2 separate regions of the Homo sapiens genome follow, and region 2 is linked to region 1. A link is an interaction called in ENCODE POLR2A ChIA-PET data of the cell type or tissue named here. Cell type or tissue: IMR-90. All regions are shown on one strand. Region 1 overlaps THAP3 (THAP domain containing 3). Region 2 overlaps NOL9 (nucleolar protein 9).

What was found. ChIA-PET counts read pairs that join two places held together with the same protein. Peaks named below come from ENCODE experiments on the same cell type or tissue, not always from the same donor. Only the 100,000 strongest peaks of a DNase experiment are listed, where the experiment ranks them.
Region 2: POLR2A ChIA-PET joins it to region 1 with 5 read pairs; 7 of 35 experiments call an interaction of 5 or more read pairs at or near these places.

Annotation. Positions count from the first base shown.
Region 1 is chr1:6,629,110-6,633,109 of GRCh38, reverse strand. THAP3 (THAP domain containing 3) reads right to left here. Exons shown (of 6, transcript NM_001195753.2): 4 at 2,757-2,822; 5 at 615-719; 6 at 1-314. The coding sequence ends at 33. Among named protein-coding and RNA genes, the nearest start is that of THAP3, 6.2 kb to the right of the region's middle. In IMR-90, no CTCF peak of the experiment used is centred here; no DNase peak of the experiment used is centred here.
Region 2 is chr1:6,537,107-6,541,106 of GRCh38, reverse strand. All of the region lies in intron 6 of NOL9 (nucleolar protein 9), which reads left to right. It also overlaps the pseudogene RNU6-731P. Among named protein-coding and RNA genes, the nearest start is that of NOL9, 15 kb to the left of the region's middle. In IMR-90, no CTCF peak of the experiment used is centred here; a DNase peak (open chromatin) is centred at 1,986.

The sequences.
Region 1 (4,000 bases):
ACTGCCACCTCTGCGTCCGGAGCCTGTGGGGCTCAGCTCTGCTGCTCTGGCCCAAGTCTGGCCTGGAGTCCCTGGTGCCCTTTGCAAGCACGGAGGCGGCTGGACATCCTTCGCATCACCAGCCTCTGGGCCTGCAAGCGCTTCCGGAGCTTTTCATTTTCCTTCAGAGTGAGGAAGAGTTTTTTCTTCAGGGAATCTAAGTCCAAAAGGGCATAGCTGTGATCAGATGGCTGCTTGTTGGGGGTCCTTCTCAGGCCTGCAGGGCCAGTCGGCCGGCCAACAGCCTCTGTTGCTTGCGGCCTCCGTGGCGAGACCTGAGGACAGGGGAGTGAGAGCCTAGAGCTGCATCACCAGCAGGAAGGCGGGCCATGGTGAGCAGGCCACCAGACACGCACACAGCACAACCCCAGGGCAGCTAGACACTCCGGGCTGCTCCCCCAAAATCCAGATGTGCCCACACCATGGTGGAGAATTTGACTGGGGAGCTCTGAAACCCAGGCTGCACACCCTGCCTCGGCCACACAGGTCTCATGGTGGGTGCTCACTGGTTTCCATTTTGTTTGGAGCAAGTCATCTTGTGTCCAACCACAGACCACCTTTGCACTCAGTCTTACCTGTTTTACGTGGCCTTCGGCATTTGGGGGCAACTGAAGCTCTTCAAGTGCAGTGTCCATGTTTCTCCCAGGACTGTCCTCTCCGGCCCCCGCCTCAGGGAGGACCTGGGAACGGCAGGGTGAAGTCTGCACTACAGCCCTGCACATGCAGGGCCCTCCTGCAGCTGCTACTTGTCCCTCTAGGGGAGTGGCAACAGCCAGGGACCAGCTCCAGGGTCTGTGCCCCTCCACAGCCAGCTTCTCCCTAGCACACACCCTGGAACTGAACTTTTTTTTTTTTTTGAGACAGTCTCGCTCTGTCACTTAGGCTGGAGTGCAGTGGTGCAATCTCGGCTCACTGCAACCTCCACCCCCAGGGTTCAGGTGATTCTCGTGCCTCAGCCTCCTGAGTAGCTAGAATTACAAGCATGTGCCACCACGCCTGGCTAAATTTTTTTTTTTTTTTTTTTGAGACGGAATCTAACTCTGTCACCCAGGCTGGAGTGCAGTGGCATGATCTCGGCTCACTGCAACCTCTGCCTCCCGGGTTCAACCAATTCTGCCTCAGCCTCCTGAGTAGCTGGGACTACAGGCACATGCCACTACACCTGGCTAATTTTTTTTTTTCTTGAGATGGAGTTTCACTCTTTCACCCAGGCTGGAGTGAAGTGGTGCGATCTCAGCTCACTGCAACCTCCGCCCCCTGGGTTCAAGTGATTCTCCTCCAGAGTAGCTGGGATTATAGGCATCCACCACCATGCCCAGCTAAATTTTTGTATTTTTAGTAGAGACGGGGTTTCGCCAGGCTGGTCTCGAACTCCTGACCTCAGGCAATCCACCTGCCGCAGCCTGCCAAAGTGCTAGGATTACAGGTGTGAGCCACCAGGCCCAGCCGAATTTTTGTATTTTTAGTAGAGATGGAGTTTCACCATGTTGGCCAGGCTGGTTTCGAACTCCTAACCTCAGGTGATCCGCCTGCCTCGGCCTCCCAAAGTGCTGGGAATACAGACGCAAGCCACTGCGCCCAGCCCGGCTAATTTTTATATTTTTAGTAGAGATGGGGTTTTTACTATGTTGGCCAGGCTGGTCTCAAACTCCTAGCCTCAAGACATCCACCCGCCTCAGCCTCCCAAACTGCTGGGATTATAAGCGTGAGCCACCTCGCCCGGCCCTGGAACTGAACTTTAAGAAATCAGGCACGGCCAGGTGCGGTGGCTCCCGCCTATAATTCCAGCACTTTGTGGGGCCAAGGCAGGAGAATCCCCTGAATCCAAGAGTTTGAGACCAGACTGGGCAAGATAGCAAGACCCCCATTTCTAAAAAAAAAAAAAAAAAAAATTTTTAATTAGCTGGGCATGGTAGCACATGCTTGTGGTCCCAGCCACTTGGGAGGCTCAGGTGGGAGGATGGCTTGATCCTGGGAGGTTGAGGCTGCTGCGAGCCATGACTGCACCACTGTACAGAGCCTGAGCAACAGAGTGAGACCCTGTCTCAAAAACAAAGAAAAAGGTTGGGTGCAGTGACTCACATCTATACTCCCAGCACTTTGGGAGACTGAGGTGGGAGGATGGCTTGAGCCCGGTAGTTTGAGACCAGCCTGAGTAAAATAGCAAGATGCTATCTCTACAAAAAAAAAAAAGTGGGGGCCCAGGCGCGGTGGCTCACACCTATAATCCCAGCACTTTGTGAGGCAGAGGTGGGTGGATCACCTGAGGTCAGGAGTTCGAGACCAGCCTGGCCAACGTGGTAAAACCCCGTCTCTATTTCAAAACACAAAAATTAGCCGGGCGTGGTAGCGGGCATCTGTAATCCCAGCTACTCGGGAGGCTGAGGCAAGAGAATCACTTGAACCTGGAAGAGGTTGCAGTGCGCCGAGATCATGCCACTGCACTCCAGACTGGGTGACAGAGCGAGACTCAGTCTCAAAAAAAAGAAAAGAAAAAGGGAATCAGGCACGATCCCTACTAGCAACTGAGATTCTTTGATATTGAAAAGAAGGAAGCTGAGAGGCTTGGGCCTTCCCTCCAGAAAAACCGGGAATCCAAACTGGCATATGAGGAAAGGCGACAGCCCTGCGGGCCGGCCTTGCTGGGAAAATCCCACCTCCCTGTCTCAACCCACAGCATAATTTAAACATTCAAGTACCTGGCCCGGTGCACTCACCTTTTCTTTCTGAGAAGAGCTGGCATTTCCTCTCTCACTGGCAGGGTCTGTGTTCTCCCTCACCTGCTACAAGAGACACACACAGAGTGGATGCAGACCCCAAGAACCCTCAGAGCTCGGGGCAGGCCTCGGGCATCATGCTTGTCCCCGCTGCTCGGCCCACTGCATGCCCCAGTCAACGAACAGCTGCTAAATGAAACTGACCTGAAGCTCAGCCCAACTCACACTGCCCGCTTGGTGCGCTTCTCTTTCTCCAAAGATGTCCTCAAATCATGGTCAGAGTGCCCTGAATAGGTCCCTGTAGAGCTAGGGACCCATCTACTTCCTATGTGTCACCCCAGGGCCTGGCACCTGGCCCCATGACCGCCAGCAAGCAGCAGAAGCGCAGCTCACCACTCGAGGTGCCACTGACCCAGAACCTGCAGCCCCTGGGCCACACTGGGGTGGGGCCCACAAAGCAGAGCTGGCAGAGGCCGTACCCAGCTTCTCCCCACCAACCAGGCACTGGAAGCACCGAGGGCTACAGTGACAAACGTCCCCACTCCCAGTGGCTCAAGTGTCATCTTTCCAGGACAAACGTTATCACAAATACGTGAAGGTGATTAAAGTGTTCATCTATGGACACATACCCCGAGCACCTGGGCTGTGCCAGGCAGCGTCCTGGGTGTGGGGCCTGAAGCAGGGAAGGCAGCCCCTGCCCTCATGGAGATTCTGTTCCAGGGGAGAAGACAAAACCAATGAGGGAAACAGGAAGGACAGCAGGGGCCACAGGGGCCAGGAAGACTGAGGGGCAGGAAGGGGTCGGAGGCAAGAGGGGGTTTGAGGGTCCAGAAGGGCTTCCTGAAGGAAGGGACTGCCAACCTGAAGAGGTTCAGGCAGACTGCATGAGGCTATCTGGGAAGGGTGCTGGGGAGGACAGATGGGGCAGGGGCTCCCAGGCGGCCGCTCTGGGCGTGTTTGCTACGTGGCCGCTTTGTTCTTCCCATCGGCTCCACTCTCCACTCACGGATCCCTTTCCTCTCCCCATAAATCCACCAATGCAGGGAGCTGCTGGCCTGTGGCTTGTCCCGCCACTGCCCTGCCTGCCCACTCCACGTGGGTGCCCCTGTGGCCTATCATGCGATCTCAAGGCTTCAGCATCCAACTCTTTGTGAGCCCTCTCCTGAGCCAGGCCCACACATCCCACCTCCACCAAGGCAAGCTTGGCTCACTGCAACCTCTGCCTCCCGGTTCAAGAGATTCTC
Region 2 (4,000 bases), 92 kb after region 1:
GGGTGGAGGTTGCAGTGAGCCAAGATCATTCCACTGCACTCCAACCTGGGCAACAGAGTGAGATTCTATCTCAAAAAAAAAAAAAAAAAAAAAAACGCTGTTAACCAGTCTACAGATTTTATTGAAAATTCACCAGTTATCCACAGTTCTACATCACTTAAAAAAAATAATATGTTATCCTTGTGCGGGGCCCATTGCCAGTCTTCTCTGTATCATTCCAGTTTTTTAGTATATGTGCTGCTGGAGTAAGTACCACCTTGCTTGCTTTTTTTTTTTTAAGATGGAGTCTTGCTCTGTCACCTAGGCAGGCTAGAGTGCAGTGGTGTGATCTGTGCTCACTGTAACCCCCGCCTCCTGAGTTCGAGCTATTCTCCTGTATCAGCCTCCTGAGTAGCTGTGACTGCAGGCGCACGCCACCATGCCCAGCTAATTTTTGTATTTTTAGTAGAGACAGCGTTTCACCATGTTGGCCAGGCTGGTCTCGAACTCCTGACCTCAGGTCATCTACTCACCTCTGACTCCCAAGTTCTGGGATTGTAGGCATGAGCCACTGTGCCTGGCCACAACTTTTTTGTTGTGTTTGCAACGTGGTGAGACCCTGTCTCTACAAAAAATTTAAAAATTAGTCGGGTGTGGTTTTTTGTCATCCCAAAATGAAAACTGTACTCATTAAAGAATAACTCTCGGCTGGGCTTGGTGGCTCATGCCTGTAATCCCAGCACTTTGGGAGACCAAGGCGGGTGGATCACGAGGTTAGGAGATCGAGACCATCCTGGCTAACATGGTGAAACCCCGTCTCTACTAAAAATACAAAAAATTAGCCAGGCGTAGTGGCGGGCGCCTGTAGTCCCAGCTACTTGGGAGGCTGAGGCAGGAGAATGGCATGAACCCAGGAGGCGGAGCTTGCAGTGAGCTGAGCTCTCACCACTGCACTCCAGCCTGGGCGACAGAGCAAGACTCTGTCTCAAAAAAAAAAAAAAAAGAATAACTCTCCTTGGGAGGCTGAGGCAGGAGAATCGCTTGAACCCGGGAGGGAGAGGTTGCGGTGAGCCGAGATCTCACCACTGCACTCCAGTCTGGGCAGCAAGAGCAAAACTCTGTCTCAAAAAAAAGAGTAACTCCCTTAACTCCCTCTTGTCCTCCTCTTGTCCTCTTTCCTAGCCCCTAGAGACTTCACCTCTGTTCTACTTTTTGTCCCTATGAATTTGGCTATTCTCATGTAAGTGGAGTCACACAATACTTATCCTTTGTCTGGCTTATTTCACTCAGCATAGTATTGTCAAAATCCATCCATGTTGTAGCATGTATCAAAATTTAATTCCTGGCCAGGTGCCATGGCTCACACCTGTAATCCCAGCACTTTGGGAGGCCAAGGCCGGCAGATTGCTTGAGCCTGGGAGTTTGAGACCAGGGTAGCATGGTGAAACCCAGTCCCTATTAAAAAAAATACAAAAGTTAGCTGGGCTTGGTGGTCCATGCCTATAGTCCCAGATATTTGGGAGTCTGAGGCAGGAGGATCACTTGAACCTGGGAGGTAGAGGCTGCAGTGAGCTGAAATTGCACCATTACACTCCAGCCTGGGTGACAAACAGTGAGATTCTGCCTCAATAAATAATAATAATAATAATTCTTTTTGATGGCTGGATGTTATTCAATTGTATGTGTATATCACATTTAGTTTATCCATTCAGCTGTTAAGGGACACTTGGCTTCTTTCCACATTTTGGCTTTCGTGAATAATCCTGCTATGAACATGGGTATTCAAATATCTCCTCCATATCCTGCTTTCAGTTCTTTCAGGTGTATACCGAGGAGTGGAATTGCTGGGTCTTATGGTAGTTCTGTGTTTAATGTTTTGAGAACTGCCAAACTGTTTTTCACAGTAGCTGCATTTTACATTCCCAGCAGCAATGCACAAGAGTTCTGATTTCTCCGTATCCTCACCAATGCTTATTTTGATTATAGCTGTCTGAGTTTGTGTGAAGTAATGTCTCATGTTGGTTTTCATTTACATTCCCTTAAATGACTAATGATGTTGAGCATGTACTTATTGGCCATTTGTATATCTTCTTTGGAAAAATGTCTGTTCCAGTCCTTGAATATTGCTTGTGTGTTTTTTTTGTTCGTTTGTTTCTGAGACAGAGTCTTGCTCTTTCGCCCAGGCTGAGGTGCAGTGGCGTGATCTCAGCTCACTACAGCCTCCACCTCCCGGGTTCAAGCAGTTCTCCTGCCTCAGCCTCCCAAGTAGCTGGAACTACACCACGCCTGGCTAATTTTTGTATTTTTAGTAGAGATAGGGTTTCACCACATTGGCCAGGCTGGTCTCGAACTCCTGGCCTCAGGCGATCCACCTGCCTCAGCATCCCAAAATGCTGGGATTACAGGCATGAGCCACCACACCCAGCCTGCTTGTTTTTTTGTTTTTTGTCTGTTTGTTTTCCTTTTTGAGACGGAGTGCCGAGGCTGGAGTGAAGTAGTGTGATCTCAGTTCACTGCAACCTCCGCTTCCTGGGTTCAAGTGATTCTCCTGCCTCAGCCTCCCGAGTAGCTGGGATTATAGATGCCCGCCACCATGCCCAGCTAATTTTTGTATTTTTAGTAGAGATGGGGTTTCACCATGTTGGCCAGGCTGGTCTCGAACTCCTGACCTCAGGTGATCCACCTGCTTGGCCTCCTAAAGTGCCTGGATTACAGGCGTGAGCCACGGCATCCGGTCCCAGCCTGCATGTTTTTGAATTGGATTGTTACTTTTTGTTGAGTTTAGTAGTTCTTCGTATTAATAGTAGTTCTTTATATTAATCCTTTATGAGATGTACAATCTGCAAATGTTTTCTCCTGTTCTGTAGGTTGTTTTTTTGCTTTCTTGACAATAACCTTTGATGCACAGTTCTTAATTTTGATGAAGTTCAGTGTATCTATTTTTTCACTTGTTGCCTATGCTTTTGGTGTTACATCCTTGAAATCATTACTAAATCCAATGTCATCATGATTGTCTCTAATGTTTTCTTGTAAGAGCTTTATAGTTTTTAACTTTTTAAATTTTTTTATTTTTAAATTTTTCAGCCTGAATTTGTTTGTTCAGTTTTTACTCTTTTTTTTTTTTTTTTTTTTTTTTGAGATGGAGTCTTGCTTTGTCGCCCAGGCTGGAGTGCAGACGGGGTTTCACCGTGTTAGCCAGGATGGTCTCAATCTCCTGACCTCATGATCCACCTGCCTCGGCCTCTCCAAAGTGCTGGGATTACAGGTGTGAGCCACCGCACCCAGCCCAGTTTTTACTCTTAAGTTTAGGTTTTTGATCCATTTTGAATTAATATTTTCATATAGTGTAAGGAATTGGTCCAGCTTCTTTCTTTTGAATATAGATATTGAGATTTTCCACCACCATTTGTTGAAAAGACTATCTTGAAGATTGTTTGATCTTATATGTATGGGCTTATTTCCTGGTTCCGTTTCTGTTTCATCAGTGTACATGTCTGTCCTTGACCCAGTATCATATTGTTTTAATTACTATAGCTTTTCGGTAAGTTTTGAAGTCAGTACAAGTGCCTTACCCATTTTTCAGTTGGGTTATTTGTTTTCTTGCTGTTGAGTTTCTTGTGTTCCTTACATATTTTGGATATTAACTCTTTATCAGATGGATGATTTACAGATGTTTTCTCCCATTCTGAGGGTTGTCTCTTTGGAATTTTTTCCTTTGTTATGCAGAAGCTTTTTAGTTTGATGCCATCTCATTTGTCTGTTGTTAACCTTTGTTTTCGGGGTCATATCCAAAAAATTGTTACCTAGACCAGTGTCATGAAGCTTTTCCTCTAGTAGGTTTACAGTTTCAGGTCTTAATACTTAAGTCTTTATTCCATTTTGAGTTGATTTTTGTATATGGTGTTTGATAAGGATATCTAGTATCCTTCTTCTCCCCGTGGATAACCAGATTTCCCGGCCTTATTTATTGAAGACTGTCCTTCCCCCTTGTTTTGTTATTAGCACCTTTGTCAGAAGTCAA